2 separate regions of the Homo sapiens genome follow, and region 2 is linked to region 1. A link is a loop called in an ENCODE intact Hi-C map of the cell type or tissue named here. Cell type or tissue: PC-3. All regions are shown on one strand.

Region 1 (2,500 bases):
TGATTTCAGCAAGCATCTTTAGGCTTTTGTTTTCAAATTATTTTACATCTTTTTCTTTTCTTTTCTTTTCTTTTTTTTTTTTTTTTTTTTGACACAGAGGTCTCACTCTGTCACCCAGGCTGGAGTGCCGTGGTGTGATCTCAGCTCACTGCAACCTCCGCCTCCCAGGTTCAAGCAATTCTCCTGCCTCAGCCTCCCAAGTAGCTGAAACTACAGGCATGTGCTACTACACACGGCTAATTTTTGTATTTTTGGTAGAGACGTGGTTTCAGCATGTTGGCCAGGATGGTCTCAAACTCCTGGCCTCAAGTGATCCGCCTGCATTGGCCTCCCAAAGAGCTGGGATTACAGGCGTGAGCCACTGTGCCTGGCCACCCACCTATTTTCCATCTTTAGCACTGGCCGTTCTCATTCAAAATACGTACTGCTACACTAAGAGGAGACTTAACTTCAAATTCACTTTGCTCCACGGATGTTGTATATGACCTGAATAGATGTAATTCTGACAAGCTTGTAGTTCATTGGAGGCTCACAATTTGAAAGAAATGCATGATTAAGACTTTAGAACATAAAGAAGATTCTAGTAAAACAAATGATTGCACCCTTTTGGATTTTTTGCATATTATCTTTATGTAGGGAAGGGAATGATATGTTAGAAAGAATCCTCAAACAGGTTTAGACAAATCACTGGTTGAACCATAATCTCCAAAATATCGCTACATCAGAAAAAGCCCAACATAGCCTCTGAGGTATTCGTCAGAAATCCCAGTGCAAGCATTAGGAAAGAAATGTACTCCCTGCTCCTCACCTTTGTAAGTCAGATTTAGTCTTCACTGTTCATTTCAGGTTCTCTGCCTCCATAGGGGTCCCTTCAGCACTTGTTTGGTTCTCTAATTGGCTTATGATAGTGGGTCTTACATCATCAACTGGATTGTAAATTCCTTCAGAAAGAGATGTCAATTAAGTACACAGCAGAGTCACAGTATTTCAAAATTGGAAGTCATAGTAAGGGGGAAGGAGGGCCGCTAGATGCTGTGATTCACACGGCGTCATAGTAAGCAAGAGGCCGAGGCAGTGCCAGCACCCAGGTAGGGCTCCGGTGCCACCCTCTGCTTCATCCTCTGCCAAGCCTATCACGACGGTCGTTCAGCTCATGCTCTCCATGCACGTCTGGTGATTTGATGCTCATCTTTGCCAGCTTCAGAGCATCACTGGACACATGCCCAGTCTTGAAGGGTTAATTTTCAAGTACCAAGCATGCTTTGGACAAACTCAAATCTGTTCCTTGTTTTCGCTCAACCCGCAACCAGCATCATCAGCCCAGACGCAGCTTCCCCAGAAGGCCAGCAGGTGGAGCACAGTTTTGTGGAACTTCTCTAGAACTCGCTGTTTAAAAGCCGCAAACCAAGACATGTGAGGCTGTGGGGTGGGGGGCAAAGAAGAGCCCCAGATTCTGCACGTCTGGAAGCTTTTAAAATTGTCTTACAACAATTTTAGACCTACAAAAGCCAGCTTTTGAAATTGCATAAACGGCAAGTCGAGTTCTTTTTTTTTTTTTTTTTTGAGACCTAGTCTTACTCTATTGCCCAGGCTGGAATGCAGTGGCACGATCTTAGCTCACTGTAGCCTCCACCTCCCAGGTTCAAGCTATTCCCCTGCCTCAGCCTCCCGAGTAGCTGAGACTACAGGCGTGAGCCACCACGCCAGGTTAATTTTTGTATTTTTAGTAGAGACAGTGTTTCACTATGTTGGCCAGGCTGGTCTTGAACTCCTGACCTTAAGTGATCCACCTGCCTCTGCCTCCCAAAGTGCTTTGATTAGAGGCATGAGCCACGGTGCCTGGCCAGCAAGTCAAATTTTTAATTAGACTTAAAATGTTGGTGCTCATAACAACTACAGTTACTGTGGTTTTTTTTTTTTAGTTTCATAAAGAGGACAGACGCTAAGGCAATTGTGTGGAACAGAGCAGCTTCTCGGGGTAACCATCTCCTGCTGATGTATAAATATCGGGGCAAAACTGAGTAAGTTTTAGAAAATAAATGTCAAAGCAAGTCCGAGTCATTTATTCCTTAGCAGGAAATATCGATCCTGTGACATTATTTGATTATAATGACTGTTTCTATTAGGTTAAATGACTGAGGTATACTTAACCAGTTTAGGTGAAGAATGAGGCTCATTGCACCATTTGATTGACTAAACCTTAGAACCCATGTATTCTTTTTATTTGTTCAGTCACCAATTTTTATGAAGCACCTACTGTGTGCCAAACACCCTCTTGGGTGCCAAGGTAAGAATTAAATTTTGGAATTAAGCAAAGCATGATGGCTCATCCATGTAGTCCCAGCTACTCAGCAGACTGAGACAGGAGGATCGCTTGAACCCAGGAGATTGAGGCTGCAGTGAGCTAAGAACATGCCACTACCCTCCAGCCTGGATGACAGAGACCTCAACTCTAAAAAACAGGTTTTTTAAAATTGGAATTAAACACACTTGGGTTCAA
Region 2 (2,500 bases), 340 kb before region 1:
TCATGGTTCTCTATTGAAGAAAGGGCCAGAGGATATTGCCTCAAATTAAATCAGGAAGGAAAAAGAGGTTTGCTAGAACTTGGGGCAGTAAGGGCTTGGGAACACAAGGGTTTGAGTGTATGTAACCAAGGGAGATTGTGAAATAGAAAATAGGGGATCAATTTCTATTTGCCTTGGAAATGGACCTGCTTGAAACTGTGAAGACAGACTAGATTAGAGGTTCCCAAGCCTGGCTAGGCAACAGAATCACCTGGAGAGCTTAAAAAAATAGAATTTGGAGCTCCACCCTAGACTTGATGAATCAGAATGTTTCCTGCTGGAATCATTGATCTGTCTAGGCACTGATGCTCCACAGGTTTGGGAACCCCTGGGTCGGCCGGTCTTCCAGCAACTCTTCCTAAGTTATGTTCTGTAGACTTAGTTGGTGAGAAGCTCATTCTACTTTTAGCAAATCTCCCATTTGAAAATTTGAATTTTCAAAACTCATTTTTCAAGAGGTAGATGGATATTTGCTTTATAACAGGTTCATTTAAACAATAATTGACCAGATTTCTTTGAAGAAAGAGCTGCCTCTTTACCGTAAGAGCCAATTTTTAAGTTACATATAAATTCTCTGGCATCTTAGATAAGAGCATGGAGCTCCGTAATCAACCCATCTGGACTTAAGATCTGGAGCTGCCACTATGACCTTGAGTAGTCCTATGTCCTTTCAATGCCTCAGTTTATTCATGTATAAGATGGAGGTAATATTAGAACTTTCTTATAGGGCTGCTGTGAGGATGGACTGGAGTAAAATAGTAGATATACTGTGGGTAGAATAGTACCTGGTGTATGGTTTGTATCTTTTAACAGATGCTATCAAGTAACTTATCCCTCAACAGGTTGATTGTTATGGTCATGTTTTATGATGGTTGCTCCTGAACCATACATGACTAGAAATATGTAAATATACCTGGACCTTGGTCTTTGGACCCACCCTGTAGACATCTACGGCTCTGCAAAGCCAAGGAGCCTTTTATTTGTTTTTGCTGAATTTTAAATTCTGAATTTATCACAACTCTCTGACTGATGGGATGCATGTGTGGTTTTTTTTTTTTTAGATTGTTGTAAAATGAACTGATGAATTGCATGCATAAATGTGGTTATTTGTGGTCTGAGTAAAAATAAACAAAAACCTGAGTGACTGAAGTATTATGCCTCAGGAAAAACAGCCAAAAAAGTCCCAGTGGGGGACAAGGTGGAGGAGGGAAGAGTCATCACAGACACGATACTCTTGTAAAATATGGAACTGGATTCCTTACATTTTATTGGCTGTGGATTAGAGAGGTGTTCTTTAAGTGGAAATGTAACCTAAAGTTACATGCAAAGGTAAGCCTCTTAAGATCTACAAGTGTCAGCTGAATGAAAAAGGTAGGGTGGGCCAGGCACAGTGGCTCATGCCTTTAATCCCAGCACTTTGGGAGGCTGAGGTGGGTGAATCACTTGAGGTCAGGAGTTTGAGACCAGCCTGGCCAACATGATGAAATCCTGTCTCTACTAAAAATATAAAAATTAGCCAGGCATTGTGGCAGGTTCCTGTAATCCCAGCTACTTGGGACACTGAGGCAGGAGAATCGCTTGAATCCTGGAGGCAGAGGTTGCAGTGAGCCCAGGTCTCGCCACTGCACTCCAGCCTGGGCGACAGAGTGAGACTCCATCTCAAAAAAAAAAAAAAAAAAGAGAGGAAAGAAAAGAAAAAGGTAGAGTGTCTTACTGCTACTTTATCTCTTAGGGATGATACTCATTTTAACGGTTATGTGCTAGGCTGAAAATCCTCACATTTAGATCTTTGGGGAAATAGTTTAATTGCAAATGGGTTGAGTACACGTGCATTTTTTTTAACCTGTGGTGTTGAAAGGGAGTCATTTGTGATAACAGAAATATCTCAAGAATTTTATTGTGAAAAAACAGGCAGCAAAAAGTCATATCTCTTGGTCAATATGGGCAGCTTATTGAGAAGAGACCTAGGTTTTTATAATATGTTAGGCAAGTTTAAGTGTCTTATGAATACTAAAATACTGACGAAGTAGCGCAAAGTCACCTTGAATTTTAAGCGCTGACATTTTCTATGATTGCATTTAAAGAAAGCTTATAAGCATTATCTAAACATTTTGCATCAATAATGGCCTCATTACAGTCCTCACGATTGACGGCTCAACGTAGGCAGAAAAATAGTATCATTCATGTTGTACTCTTTTATATTCATTCAGTTTTTTTCTTAAACCTACATTATAGTTCTTTCTGGTTCTAGTTATTTTATAAATATGATACAGCTATAGCAAGTTATGACCTAACTTGTTCACAGTCACTATTTATGTAAAGAAATGATTCATTCATTTATTCATTGTGAATTTTTTTAAAACTACTGCATGGTGCTGTGGGAATGGAAGTGAATAAGAGCTACCGGAAGGCAGTTATTTTCTTCCTGGTCAGGCAGGGGAAAGAAGAAACTCTCTGAAAT

What was found. A loop is a pair of places that touch in the nucleus more often than their neighbours do. Peaks named below come from ENCODE experiments on the same cell type or tissue, not always from the same donor. Only the 100,000 strongest peaks of a DNase experiment are listed, where the experiment ranks them.
Region 2: it touches region 1 in a loop (12-fold over the local background); 47 of 110 quality-filtered maps call a loop at or near these places.

The regions. Positions count from the first base shown.
Region 1 is chr6:16,408,716-16,411,215 of GRCh38, reverse strand. The region is part of intron 6 of ATXN1 (ataxin 1); the gene reads left to right. Among named protein-coding and RNA genes, the nearest start is that of GMPR, 170 kb to the right of the region's middle. In PC-3, a CTCF peak has its summit at 1,325 (motif pointing right); DNase peaks (open chromatin) are centred at 1,035 and 1,305; H3K4me3 peaks cover 651 bases; H3K27ac peaks cover 632 bases.
Region 2 is chr6:16,750,187-16,752,686 of GRCh38, reverse strand. All of the region lies in intron 2 of ATXN1 (ataxin 1), which reads left to right. Among named protein-coding and RNA genes, the nearest start is that of ATXN1-AS1, 9.7 kb to the left of the region's middle. In PC-3, no CTCF peak of the experiment used is centred here; DNase peaks (open chromatin) are centred at 1,216 and 2,446; H3K4me3 peaks cover 1,761 bases; H3K27ac peaks cover 2,500 bases.